Regions from separate parts of the Mus musculus genome. Here region 2 is linked to region 1. Evidence: chromatin loops called from intact Hi-C (ENCODE). Cell type or tissue: gastrocnemius. All regions are shown on one strand. Each heading gives the region's core, and the rest is flanking DNA. Links, peaks and the distances in the headings are about the cores only.

Region 1 (7,517 bases), core at 2,214-4,713:
ATAATTAGTCACTGACTTATTAAGATTTTGTTGTTGTTGTTGTTGCTTTCTTTTACTTAAGATATTTAGGGAAGCTGTCTAATAGAAAGATACTAATATCCCTTCCAAGAAACCTGGTGAATACAGATGTCAGGAGATGACGAAGGAATTTCTATAGTAGTTTGTATCTTTTCCTCTTAATATGGTATTTTTAATGGACAAATACTTACAGTTCAGAAGTTGCCTGGGCTTTCCCTTGTAGCCCTGACCCTTCTCTGTATCAGACTACCTACAACATTCGCTCTTTCAGCTGGGAACCTACAGCATGCGAACCACACACCTACTTCTTCTTTCTGTTCCCAAACCATCTCTCAAATTTCACAACTTTATTTCTGCTGGTTGCCTTCAAGCCATGTGCATGTGTGTGTGTGTGTGTTTAGAAATTGTATTCCTGCCTACCCCCTCTCTTCTCAAACTGAGTATATGATCAATGGGGGTGTATATTGCTATATCACATGTAAACAGGACAATCTTATGAAATCAGTACTCTCCTTCCACCTTCCCATAGGATCCCGGGATTGCATTGAGATCACTGGGCTTGTGTGCAAGCCTTTACCTGCTAAGCCATCTTGCCAGCACACTGCCATTTCTTAATTACAGTAGGAGTTAACCAACAATTCAAGTCCATCTCTTTTCGCTTCACACATGACTGCTGAAAAGCTGAGTTCAACCCAAATGCAAGGCTCCGGCCCACAAGAGATCCTAAGAACTCCACTTCTAATCTGGACTACTGTGCCACAGAGCCAAAGCCAAGAAGGAGCTCAAATCCAACATGCAAAATAACCTCCTTCTCCCACCCCACCCCACCCCACCCCCACCCCCACCCTCCCAACACACGCTTCATCTTCTCTTGAAGACCAATCTTAGAGGGCTGAAACCAGAGCTGTGCTCTACAGCAAATCAAAATAACTCATTTTACCGAGACTTCATTCAAAACTCCCGTCTTCTCTTGAACTCTGCGCAGGGTAGCCTGGATGTATGCTCGCTGTCTGCTGCCAAACTGAGCCTCTTCCAGTCCTTCCTCCACCTACATCAGTAGGTACTTGTGTGTGTTACCCATTGCAAATGTGTTCACAGCCTGCATGTTGTCACTAGAGGCTCACTACCATCTGACCCCTACCTTCTCCAGCTTCAATCCTCCCTACTCTGCCTCCAAGAGCCTGGGAAAATGAGAAGAATAAGATGTGTTCTGTCATGGCCTCTGCCCCAGTCATGAATATATCCTGGTCTTAACCCAAGCCTTACAGAGTCCTGTAAATTCAGCATAACTATCGCCTCTTCTATTCCCCCCATAGAGTGGTCATTCATATTAGCTTCACATCGAACTACTACAATCTGGGTGGCTCTGAACAAAGGGAATGAATTCTCTCGGTTCTGAAGTTAGGCTTCTAAAATTAAGGCGTCTCTGAAGAGAACAAACTTCCTTGCCCAGTGCTGCTATGTCTATACTACTGCTTGGCTTGCAGCTACGGCACTCCAGTTTCTCTTACTTTTTAAAAAATTACTTATTTACGTTTATCTATCTACTTGTAGCCATGCACCATACTGCGTGTGCAAGTGTGGAGGTCAGAGGATAACCTGTTCGAGTTGGTTCTCTCCTTCAACCAGGTAGGTCCCAGGGATCAAACGCAGGTCTTAAGGCTCGACAGCAAGTGCCTTTCCTACCAAGCCATCTTGGGGCCCTCTGCTTCAATCCTTACTTTGTGCTTTCCCCCTCCCCCCTTATCTGAAGGACATCACACAAGGCAACCTTAGATTGATAACATCTGCTAGTTGCAAACAAGGCCACACCCTCATTTGGCAGCAGGGAGTTACAACTTAAAACATATCTTTTGGAGCAACATGATTCCCTCCACTATATTATCTCTATGTTCTCAACTGTCAGAGCACACATCATTTTCTTACACAGCAATATAATTATTTTCGGCAATCAACTCAGTCCAAACTTCTCACTTATCTTTTATCCCAAGTCTCCAGCATAGTTTCTCAATAACAGTTGAATTATGGGCAAAGTTTTACTTCCTTGTGCTCTTGTCTACTTCATAGCCTTTGTTCCTTTTCACTACATAGGCCCATAAATTACTGTTGCTACTTTGTACTTTCTGTCCAGGACTGAACACTCTGTAGTAGTGAGACACAATTTTACATGCTTTCTACACTGTCTTCAAATGGATACGTCATACAGTGGACATTGCCCAAGTAAACCATGTTTACTTTGATTTGAAATACAAAAGTCCCCCCAAAATGGTTAGCTATGTCTGTTACTAGTTGTGCACAGATAATGTACAGTGCATCCACATGAGTATACACTGTATCCATCTTACAGATGTTGGTGAGTGGGAAGGTCTTTGTGGATAGTTTTCAAAGAAAGGAAGTCCAACACAGAGATAAATTAAGTCTTCTCTGTGCGGATGACCAGAAATCCAAATACCAGGAAGCCTTCCAGTAACTTTGTCCCCACCCAACGCCCAAAGCTCTGCATTCACACAGATCAGGGTGATAATCTTTCGGTACCCTCCTTTCATCACCATTCAAGAACACAAACAGCACATACTGCTCTGTTCACAGACCAGTAAACACTCAAGAAAAGTCTTGTTAAAATCCCATCTAATTGCAGCCCCAAGGTTGCGTCGAATAGGGTATTTCTGGTTACTTTCCAAAGTGCCACACGCCCGAAATTATTCTGCCCAGCGAGAAAAACCGTAAGGGAACAACAGGACCAAGTTTCCAACACACATCCTGGACACAAAGGCTCCTCTGTAAGCCACAGGAAACTGCGGCGGGGCAGGAAGGTGAGGATGTGGGACCCTGATGTGACCTACGGAGAACTGAAAAGCCCAGGGGACCACTGTGGAACGTACAGCCCACGGGAGAAGCCCCCGCCTGGGAACTGACGGGCGTGGGCGTGGGCGCGAGCGTTTATAGGCTCCGCAAAACACCTCTGCCGCGCATTCGGGAGGCCGCGGTCTGCAGGAACTCGCACACCCGCACACAGGCTGCTCGCCATGCAGCCTGGAGCCAGGAGCGACCCCACCCACTAGCCGCGGGCGAGGGTCGCAGTGTACCTTTAACGCCCGCCATGTCTCTGGAGCTGGGGCTGTCGCTGCTTCCGGCTTTCTCCAAAAGCCGCCCACACCCAGACTAGCCAGGGCCGGCGCGCGAATCCAAAGCCCGGCCCGCCCCCTGACGGTATTGACTTCCTACCCAACCAACGGAGCCCCGCCCCTTCATTAGGCCCCGCCCCTGATTTTAGACTCCGCCCCATCCCGTGGCTTCCCGCCCCCAGAAGCCCAATCCCACCATCCATGCAGAACCTGATTCCTACTGGTTTAGAATTCTGCCAATTACAACCTCACACCCAATTATGCCAGATTCTGCCCTACAGGCACTCAGTATTTCCTATACTGGTTCTGATCCCTGCCACTCTGAGCTCCTCCTCTGCCGGGCCCGGTTCCGCTCGGCCCACAGTTCCGCCACTCTGGCACATAATCCTGCCTCCAGCTCATGGAGACCCTCCCCCAACGCCTTCCTCCACTTCGCGGACTCCGCCCCCAGTTGGCTGAGCTCAGTCCCTGCCAGCACGGATCCCAATCCGCCATGCAGAACTCCACCCCATTGGACTGATCCCGCCTCCGCCACTCATAGCTCGGACTCTACTGGTCCTACTTCCTGCCACTCAGAACTTCATTCCAGTAGTCTCCCAGTTTGTTCAGCACCGCCCCGCTGGCCGGGAACTCCGCTCCTAGTCTCAGCCCCCTCCCACTTTGATTACTTCAGAATAACTCCTTTATTTTAACTCTTCGGGGGATCCTGGATTCTGAGACATCTCAGCCCTGTTTCTCAATCTGGGGTCCATCCCTTCCTCACTGTCGTGACTTGGGGCCCAGGCTCTGCCTCAGGAGATTCTAGATGCTCACCATCACCCTGGCTGGCTGTTAGGAAACTTGCCTGAAAGGACTGGTGGAAAAAGTGGGGCACGGGATAAGGATGGGGAGAGGTTACCTTCCAGGACGACTCTTCCTGTGTGCCTGTGTGGTTTGTTTTGAGAGTGTGTGGCTGATATAGTAGAGATCGGGAGTGAGTGACAGCACCAGAAATCAGGATTAGAGATATCCCTATGTAAGATCTTTGACTTTTGTATAGATTTGCTTGCTTTGTAGCAAACTACATTAACATTTTGTGTAAACTACCGCGTCCGTCTATCCCCCTCATTCATTACAAACTCTGTGGGTCCGGATTTCTTTAGGTCCTTAAATAAACGCAGGCCTGCAAGTAACTAAGGCCAATTTTCACTCCTCCAGATCCATCTTATTCTTACCTTCTTCAGTGGAATCTTCCTTCATCTTAGAAACCATCCAGTAGTCCAAGTCCTCTACAGAAAGCAGTTCAGAAAGAATAGGAACTGAACCAAACAGCTCTTTAGACAAGGTTAGAAAGTCAAAACCCACGAAGTTCTAAACTTAAAAGGAAAATATGTATATACACATATATATGTATATACATATATATATGCTTAATCTGCTAAGAACCTAGTATACAATCAGTGATTCTGAGAGGCACATTTGCATAACTTACCACAATAGAGCAATTGTTCTCCTTTAGACTGTTAATACTATTGTAACCATTACAACAAGTTAAGCCATTGTACCATTGAGAGTGTGTACAGGATGAAGCTTGTACACAGGGTCTGCAGTGTCAGGCATGTGCCAGCATCATGGACAACGTACCTGGTGAAAATGGGGGATTATGGTGCCTATAAAAGCACTCAGAAAATTGCTCTGCCAGACCTGTGTTTTTAACTTCTCCTTTATAAGCACTGAGATCTGTTAGTGAGGAGGTAGGTTTTTCCCACCTTAAATAAAGAGATTATGTGATGTAAACCGTCCCACTCTCCTTCCACCCTCAACCACACTGTTTGTTTCTCTCCGACTGCTTTCTGCCAACAACAACTGGACTGAGTACTTTACCTGAGAAAGTGGACTTTTCCTGTGCCAGATGTTGCACCAAAAACCATCCTACTCACCAATTCCACATTTCCACAAGAAGAAAAGCCACTGGAACCTGCATCTCCCTCCGACCAGCCCCCTCCTATGTTACTCAGCTGTTTAACCTGGGCCACTGTCTGACTGCCTGTGACTAGAGTAGAGTCCTTAAGATGAATCTTAGGGTTTCCTCCTTGAGTTCAAGTATCAAAGGCTACGAACTAGATTTTATTATCACCACTTTACAGTCGGTGCAAGGTTTGTATATGCTTGGCCCAGTGAGTGACCCTATTACGAGGTGTGGCCTTGTTGGAGTAGTTGTGTCACCATGGGGGCTTAAGACCCTCACCCTAGCTGCTTGGAAGTCAGTCTTCCACTAGCTGCCTTCAGATGAAGGAGTTGAACCCTCAGCTCTGCCTGCACCACGCCTGCCTGGATGCTCCCATGTTGCTGCCTTGATGATAACGGACTGAACCTCTGAACCTGTAAGCCAGCCCCAATTAAATGTTGTCTATATAAGACTTGCCTTGGTCACGGTGACTGTTCACAGCAGTAAAACCCTAACTAAGACAGTTGGTAAAACTCAAGCTCAAATAGTGACACGGAACAGGAAAGCTGAGACCAAGTCTTGAAACACTAATGCAATTAATCAGTTGCTTTCTTCTCATAGTAGATCTTATGCCCAGAGGAGGCAGGGGTTGACAGTGAGGAGAAACAACAGTAAAACCTTATCTTAAGAGAGTTCAAAGCAATTCATTGATTTCATATTAATATACATATTTACTAGTGTCTCATCTATAGCATATACCAAGGGTTGATTATATTAACTCTGGGAACAAAAAAGGGGTGATCCCTTTACCATTCATAAAGTTTCATGGCCAATACAACTATAGCAAAAGGCAGGTTACAACATAAAAAAATCATAGCAAATTTATTTGATCATAGTTTGAAATGACACAGAAGCCTGCAGGCTGAAGAAGACTCAAGAAGTCTGTGTGTACTGTGCAATCTTATGTTTAGGTTTGATGAAGCATTGGCAGCCACACAGAAAGATTATGGGCCAGAAAGAGACTGGCCGAACAGTAATGGACTAAGAGAGGAATCCAAAGGGTCTGTCTATTCATTCTTCTTGGTTGCTCTGTGCAGCGCTCCCTCCAGATATGGCACAAGACCCTTCCCTGGAAAAGAGACCTTGTGATCTACAGAGAATGAGAGAGGACTTCAGGTGGCCAACTCTTATGGCAAAAGGGAGGAGATTGGGAGTGATTTTCGTTTTTACATCTGGCTTTGGGGAAAAGGTGTGGTTTCAATGACCTGCCTTGGCAAAGATGAATTCTAGTCTCTATGATCTGCCTAGAAAAGAATGAGAGATACAAGAAAAGAAGAAGGGAGATAGGAGAAATTTGGGTTCTGGAATCTGTAGTTTGTAGTCATTTTCTGAGCCCTGATATAGCAAATATTAGTAAGTTTATAATAAATAGTATCACCTCCCCCTAGTCCACAGAAAATACCCTTCTCAAACTCCAGATCTTACAGCGCCACACATGTAAGGGCACAACAAGGTCACACATCTGCCCCAGAGGAGGCTCTAAGGTCACAGTGCATCCTAAACAGAATTGTGCTATGACACTAACAGAAACAAGCATCTGTCATTTTCTACACCCAGATCTCACCCCGTCCCAAGGAGACTGGTAGAAGTGTCAAGGAATAAGGTGTTCCCAGCAGACTTTCCTATTCCTGGAGCCGTTTCTGAACCTGAGGGCTCCATGTATTTCCAGCTCAAAAACCATCAGTGTGGCACCTAGTCTTATTTATCATTAGCAGTACTGATAGTTATTGGCTAGTATCTGTGAGGTAATACTTTACACACATGGTGCCTCATAAGACCTGTAAGGAATCTATTTTACAAATGATAAAATCACGACTCAGAGTTTAAAGTATTTGTCAATATAACAGATATTAAGTAGGAAAAAAATCAGTATTCATAGCTACTCTTTTAGTTTCAAACCAACATATATCACCATTCCACAAACTTTATGGCTTATTTTTAGAATAGTTAAAAAAAAAAAAAAAACTCTTGATTTGACCTGCATTTTATAAGCTGGTGTTTTCATCATGGAAAATGTCTTGAACTAGGATAACATCCTCTGAAATTCAACTTTTGTGCTGACTTCTTACCCAATGTGGTCTCACCAGTAGCACTAGTACTGACCTGAGCTGCCAGACCAGAGGTTCTCAACCTGTGGGTTGTGGCTCCCACAGATATTTCATATCAGATATTTATATCACAGCTCATAAAAGTAGCAAAATTACGGCTACACAGTAGCAATGAAATAATTTTATGGTTAGAGGAATCAATACAACACGAGGAAATGCATTAAAGGGTCACAGAGTTAGGAAGCTTGAAAACCACTGGTCTGGACACATCAGCAAAGCCGTGGCTCAAATGCTCTGGAACAGTGTGTCTACAAATGTGCATATGTTCTCTCTGTCCTC
Region 2 (7,517 bases), core at 3,350-5,849, 180 kb after region 1:
TGATTAGGTTAATAGAGTGGGAAGACTGGGCCACTGTGGGTGGTATCATTCTCTAGGCCGAAATCCTAGCCCCTGTGCAAAGGAGCAAATGAACCGAACATAGATATCCATCTCTCTCTGCTTCCTGACTGTAGATGCAATGTTACCAGCTGTTACAAGCTCCGGCTGCCTTGACTGCCCCTCCATGGTGGATGACACCTCCACAACTGTAAGTCGAAATAAACCATTTTTCTCTCCTAAGTAGCATTTGTCATGGAATCTAATAGCACAGCAACAGGAAAGTAACTAATATAATTTTTGGCTTTGCTCTCTATCAGTTTTTCCCCCCTGCTACTATTTGATCTTACATGGACAGGGTCTTTAGAATACCTTCTCTTTTTCACCCTCAGAATTTTCATTTCTGTATGAATTCTTATTTTCTTGATTGCTTTCTTCCCTCTGTTTCTGCTTTGACTTTTTCCTCTGAGCTATGTGAATCTCTCTTATCTTTTCCATTTTCCTGTGTTCTCTCTCAGCTTCATGGCCTTCCTCTTCTCTTGTATTCCTCTCTATGCTGTACTCCTGGCTTCTACCGAGCTCTCTTTCATGACTTCTAGATCACACTCTCCTGTTTCTGTGCCTACTCTGTGAGAACCCTTGCTCCACTGCTTCATATTGGCTTTTGACTGGACCATGCTCTCTACAGCTATCCTCTGCTTTGGCTGGGCTCATGTGCACTACATTTGGAGTCTGTGCATCTTCTCCCGGCTTCTGCTCCCTTCCTGATCTTTTCCTTCTGAATCAGACTTTTCTTTATCATTTTTTTACAACCCCTTCTTTATTTTTGGACCTCATCTTCACTCTTAGATTTCTCTTTTGATTCTCCCCCTTGTGGCGGCTTGAATAGGTTTGGCCCCCACAGACTCATGTGTTTGAATGCTTGGCCCATGGAGAGTAGCACTCACTACCAGACAGTGTGACCTTATTGGAGGAGGTGTGGTCTTGTTGGAGAAAGTGTGTCACTGTAGAGGTGGGGCTTTGAGGTCATATACATGCTCAAGCTATACCCAGTATAGAATCCATTCTCCTCCTGGCTGCCTTCATATCAAGAGGTAGAACTCTCAGCTCCTCTAGCACCATGGCTGCATGGCTGCTACTGTGCTTCCCGCCATGATGATTATGGACTGAACCTCTGAACCTGTAAGCCAGCCCCAATTAAGTGTTGTCCTTTTTAAGAGTTGCCTTGGTCATGATGTCTCTTCATAGCAATGGAAACCCTAACTAAGATACCCACTTTCCTCACTTTTTGTTTGTTTTTTTTATTTATCTTCTAAATTTCTTCTGATGTCTTTCTTTTGGCAGTCAGATATGATTTTAACCTTCTCTTCCTTTTCTCTTTTCCATCTGGACTTGTGTCTATGATCAGTTTAAATTTTTATTTCATTCAGCTCGCTCTTTCCCCCTTCCATCCATCCTTTGTCACTTGACACTCTTGTGTCCTGTGCTCTCTGAGTCGCTGGCCTCTAATGTTGAAGACTCTCACTGTGTCTGGAATGGGCCCTTGATCTGCATCCCGGGAGTCAGTAATGTCCTCTTCCTCTACTATCCCTGTGAGGCCCAGCAACGCAGAGTCATCTCTGCAGGAAAGGCTGGGCATCAAATGGACCGCACCCTCTGTCCTCCACCCACTCCTGCCATTTTTGTCTTGTCTTGTCATTGGCTTTAGGAAGAGTTTTCCCTTGCTAGGAATCTGTCTTTTGGTAGAGGAGTCTCTTCCAGATGGACAACAGACAGAAGGGACTAAGGCCATTCTTCAAGATTTTCAGCCCCAACTTCACTAGATGTTATTCTTGGACTTCTTTTCTTATTTGTGGTTTCAGGAATTTTTTTCCTATTTCTTCCTTCCCTCCCCCTCTTTTAATTTCCCTTCAGAAGCATTTCGGAATCAGAACACCGAGTCACTTGAGCCATGAGAATGACAGTGACGGTAAAGATTGTGACTGTTTATGTCTTTTCTTAACTTTAGATTTGGAGAGCAGCTCCCCACTAGTGAGTCACTCTTTGGCAAAGGCTTTGCTGGCTGCATCTATTTTCTGCTCTTATAACTCTCACACAGCTTCTTGACCTGAGATCACCTACCCAAAGCCAGCACAATTCTCAACACACTGTGGAGCCAGTTTCCATGTTATAAAGTTCTGGGAGCTATTTCATCCATCCCTTTGTTGACCACTGAGAGAAATTCTGTATTTAACAGCAAAATTCTTATATTAAAAATTCCTTCACACATACTCCTTCTCTTCCAGGCCCTTCACTGAAGTTGCCTCTGAACCCCAATCCCTTGCAACTCTATAAAAAGATAACAAAAATTCGCACGTTTGGGGGCACAAATTTGGGAAAGTGGCTCAAAGATGACTCTCTTGGTAGGTTGATTGTTAATGACAATGACAAAGAGTGTATTGAGAGCGCTAGAGTTCATCCCCATAGTTCAATCTTTAAAACGAGAAGGGAAAGAAACCTCCACCCTGGTGACTGATCTAAGCCCTTTGCTTCCCTGCTAATGCAGTGTTGTCTTTTCCAGCCAGTCCCACTAACTGCCTCTCCTCCCCCTGCAAAACCATCCTGGCATGAAGGGAGCTGATTATCTTGTTTTTACTGAGGCTTGAACTAGCTCATTTGTCAACTTTAAACAAAACCCTTCCAATCTCACCTATTTCCTACATAGCAACTGTGGTGGTTTGAATATGCTTTGCCCAGGGAGTGGCACTATTAAGAGGTGTGGCATTGTTGGAGTAGGTGTGTCACTGTGGGCGTGGACTTTAAGACCCTGCCTGGAAGCTAGTCTTCTAGTAGCTTTCAGATGAAGATGTAGAACTCTCAGTTCTTCCAGTCCCATGCCTGCTTGGATGCTGCCATACTCCCATCTTGATAATAATAGACAGAACCTCTGAACCTGTAAGCCAGCCCCAACAAAATGTTGTCCTTATAAGAGTTGCCTTGGTTATGGTACCTGTTCACCCTAAGACAGCAACTGAGTTGCTTAGCGTACTCTCCTGTTTTGCTTCTTTCTCATTTTCTTCTTTTGCACACCACTTCTACTGCTCTATGCCTACTTTTATTTTAGTCTCAAGTTAAATAAAGTGTATACACACCACAGTTCTGGCTGTCTTCCCTCCTATTCATTCCACCCTGGTTTAGATGATGTATTAACAGCAGGAGTATGTAGTTGTGTGTTATGAGTAGTGAGTAACAGAGTCCAACATGAGGACCATGCATCAGAATATGTGTTGTGTATTGAAGACTCCTTATCCATATCCCTGACAATGAGGGCCAGCGAGCTGGATGCTTCTGTTCTTCAGTATTATCCCCTCGTTGTCTTGCCTATTATGAGTTGCTTGGACTTTCTGCACAGATGCTCACATGTTCCTGTTGCTTGAAGAATGTCTTAAAGCTAAGCACTCTGAGTTAAATCTTGACTTTCCAGAACATGCTTTATAGATATATACATACATGTTCAGGATTCTGAAACCTATTTTTATAAGCTATGGTGCATTATAAATTAGAATGTTGGTCTTGAGTCACAGTTTTGTTTTCCTCTGGGGGATTCGTTTATGAATGTGTTGGGCCCTCTCCATCCCCTATAGCTGTTTTCTCTCTGAACATTTCTTCTTTTTACCATTCTGTTTTAATCCTATGAGTTTGCATCCTCTATGTCCACATCATCTTTGTATGTCCTGTTGAATCTGGACTCTATCACATCCCTGTAAATTCTTTCTCAGGACCCTTGTCTCAGTTCACGCTCCTCGTTCAACTCTTATGGTTTTTCCCTGTGTTCTGCTCAGGACTGAATTTCTGAATGGTGCTGTTCTGCACGTACGTCTCTGCTGTTGCTCCTGATTCTGTTTGACCCATGTTGTCCATGCTGGAGTGAGGGTGTACTACAGTTCCCTCTGCTCAGAAGTTAGGTCTTGGATATTCTTTATCAGCTATAGGACTTAGATTCCCAATCTATTTCCTTTTAAAAGTAATTTGTAGGTTATTGGAAAGATGACTGGGGATAAAGATACTGCCAAGTTCCTCTTTGATTTCAAGGATACACATGGTAAAATGAGAGAACCACAGGCTGTCCTCAGACTTCTACACGTGAGCAGTGGCAACTACACACACACACACACACACACACACACACACACACACACTGCAAGAATAATTTTGTGTGGCTCGTGGCTGCTTTTTCTGCTCCATCTCAAGATGTTGTATGTTCCTGCCCGAGGTGTTTCTACAGCAATGATGGAGCTTTGCTGAACAGCACCCTCTTCTGTTGGTGCGCTGAAATACATTTCTTTTTTTATATTATTGTTTATTAACTTCAAACACCACTTCGACCATAGTATACAACCATCTTCAAAGAGAGCTACAGGCCCAGCCTCCTGAAATATATTCCTTAATGAACAGTACCTTTTGGGTCAGTGCTAGGGCAAGTCTGATGCCTTAGATTTCCTGGTATCTTTGTTTCTATGGGTTTTTCTCCTGTAAGTCTTCCACAAGAGCAACAGAGCTGGTCCTGATTCAGGTATTTCACTCATTTCACTCAAATGAAACAGGAATTTGCAGTATTGTGTGGCTATAAATGAATTAAATAATGTCATCCTGCTTTTATTCGTTTCTGTGTTTTTTGAAGGATGTATGGAACGGCTCAGACTTCTACGTGGCTATTATTTTCAGAGTCCTCGTTTTCTTGACAAAACTTGCAAATACCAACATTGATAAAATTTTAGGCAGGACGTCTCTTGTGGCAATGTACCAGTTCCTCAAGTTAAACCGAAGACGGGCAGACCAACTAAGACAAGGAGAGCCAAACAAGTAAGTGAGCGAATAGAGGGCAAGTTTAAATACGCTGAGAGAGAAAATGGCTCTCAGGTCGAAGCAATGTTGTCCTTCCTCCTACTCACCATGTTGGCTCAATACTGTGAAAAGTCCTATGACCAATGTTTTCAGGGTAGTCTGTTTGTCCTGCTGTCCCTGTGTCCAGTCATCTGGAATGCTATTCTTTTTTTAAATATTTATTATATATATATGAGTATGCAATGCTATTCTTAATGATGTTACAATAGATATAGCTAGACTGTGTATGTAGACGATCTCTCTGAAGACAGCAGCTGCTCTAGCCTCCTAGATCTGAATTCAGCAGTTCATCTCTTCATTCCTGATCACTCCTTGTTAGAAAACTCTGTTCTTCCATCACCTTAGATGGTGGGATAGAGAAAGTCCATGATCAGATGTGAGACAATCTCTCTGCTTGGAGGCTTTCCAGGCCTGTGAAAGGCACCAACGCCAGAGCCCTGGCCAAGAGAAAAGACTGATGCAGGAGAAACCCAACGGGTTAGTTCCTTCTCAGCTCATGTGGCATATAGCTCTGTATCCCATTTTTTTTCTCATCTTAACTAAGACTCAAAGTAGCTGGGCTATGTGGTCAAGACCTGGATAATGGGAGTCAAAATGAGGGAGAAGAGCTGAGTAGTCTCTAAGTGAGGTTTCTTTAACCATTTACTGAGTGGCCAGGCTTGGCTGAACTTACCATTCAGGTTCGTCACGAGTCAGGTTATCACTGGATCATGGCCAACTGCTGGCATCAGACAGCCTGCATTTCGAGTGTCTCCAAGTGCATTCTGTGCATACACGATTTAAATTGGTTTCCTCAAGTCTGGCGATGGTTGCTACTTCATTACTGGGATGCTCATAGGTTCATGGCTTAAAATTAGTATGAAACAGGAGTGTGTTGTGGGAGGCTGAACCAAGACCATTGCTACAGAGGTCAAAGCCAGCCTGCATCAGAGTGAAGTAGGGTAGATATACCCAGCTGAACAGTAGTGGGACAAACCAGTGATTGAAGCATACAGTGCTCTGTGCCCAGGCAGTGGTGGCGCACGCCTTTAATCCCAGCACCTGGGAGGCAGAGGCAAGTGGCTTTCTGAGCTCGAGGCCAGCCTTGTCTACAGAGCGAGTTTCAGGACAGCCAGGGCTACACAGAGAAACCCTGTCTCGAACCCCGCCCCACCCCCAAATAAAACAAAACAAAACGAAAAAAAAAGTGCTCTCTGGCACACATATTACCCAGAATTCTAAGGCCTGACAGTTTTTGATTGTCTCCCCATCTGTAACACACAAAACCTAACCCCTATCTCAGACTGGTCTAGTCACCAGATGACCCTCGTTCCTTTATCTTGCCTAACTTAAAATTGGCCCACAAGGCTCTGCTGCTTGGCCGATGCAGTATTTAAATTTCTGAAATGTTAAATATACACCTTGTACAGGTTTATCTGAGGAAAGGGAATGATGGGGCCACCACAGGCCACACTCTGCTAGTGGCGGCAACAGGCTAGGAGCGGTAGCTTGCTACTTCGCAACAGAGCATCTTTCCCTCTTGCCTCAAGCTTACAGCCATTTTCTCATCTTCTCCTCACGTCTCCACTGGAGCATGTACCCTTTTTCCCTCCTGTTGCAGCCTAACTACCCCCTCCAACTCAACTCCTTAGCTCATGTCAGTGGCAGAGTCACTTACTGTCATGTAAATATGGCATAGTTTCTGGCCCTCTACACTGTCTCCCACCAGCAAACTCCAAGGTCTTTTCCATTCCGCCTCACCTGTCCCCCAGGCTGCTGAGGCGGCCTCCACCTGGCCAGTCATGCACTCAGACCCCCTCCCTGCACACCCTACTACTACATCTGCCTGGACTCCTCCTAGCAAACCTCAGCTCAAATATCAATTCTTCCTTAGCTAAGCGTTAGTTACTGCTATTCTCTCTCCCTCCCTCCCTCTTTTCTCTTCTCTTCTCTTCTCTTCTCTTCTCTTCTCTCTCTCTCCCCCCCCCTCCCTCCCTCCCTCCCTCCCCCTCTCTCTCTCTCTCTCAGTGAATGGGTTAGTTCTAATAGTTCTAATCACACATGTTCTCCAGACAGCTGGGGACATCAAGGGCAAAAGTCTATTTACTTTTGTATGCTTGGAATGTAATGAGGTTTGCTAAATCAATAGCTGGATGACAAGACACACTGCTCGGCTCAGCTCCCTTCGTCCACTTAGGCTACGCCATCTTGCAGTCATAGACTAACCCAGAGCCAACAAGATGGCTCAGCAGGCAAAAGTGCTTGCCATCAAACCTGATAACCCAAGTTTGACCCCTGGACCTACATGGGAAGAGAACAGACTTCCGGCTCTCCCTCTGATACAGGTACAACACAAATATTTTGAAAGCTAAATTAAACTTAGGTCTCCATGGCTTTTAAAACCCCAATTTTATTTTCAGATACTACTCGCCCATTATGGACTGGGTACATGTCTGCTCTCTGTTTCCCCCTTAAGAATCCATAGCATTGCCCATATCACTACAAGACCTCTGACTCTTCCAGTACCAGCTCTAAAGTGGCACAGTGTATCTACTCATTTTAATGCCCCCAGCAAGGCAATGAATGCCCCAGTATGCAGAAGCCCAGAGAGCAGGGATGTAAACTTCTCCCAGTGAGGGAGTGTGAGTATCTCGACC

What was found. Peaks named below come from ENCODE experiments on the same cell type or tissue, not always from the same donor. Only the 100,000 strongest peaks of a DNase experiment are listed, where the experiment ranks them.
Region 2: a loop joins it to region 1, with 2.8 times the contacts of the local background. A loop is called at or near these places in 5 of 42 quality-filtered maps.

What each region holds. Positions count from the first base shown.
Region 1 is chr4:101,643,413-101,650,929 of GRCm38, reverse strand. Leprot (leptin receptor overlapping transcript) reads right to left here and starts at 3,147. Exons shown (of 4, transcript NM_175036.4): 1 at 3,105-3,147. The coding sequence starts at 3,120. In gastrocnemius, for the core only: no CTCF peak of the experiment used is centred there; DNase peaks (open chromatin) are centred at 3,228 and 3,612; H3K4me3 peaks cover 2,205 bases; H3K27ac peaks cover 2,245 bases.
Region 2 is chr4:101,467,506-101,475,022 of GRCm38, reverse strand. It overlaps Ak4 (adenylate kinase 4), which reads right to left. Exons shown (of 5, transcript NM_009647.5): 5 at 7,252-7,517. Among named protein-coding and RNA genes, the nearest start is that of Ak4, 52 kb to the right of the region's middle. In gastrocnemius, for the core only: a CTCF peak has its summit at 4,287 (motif pointing left); a DNase peak (open chromatin) is centred at 5,602.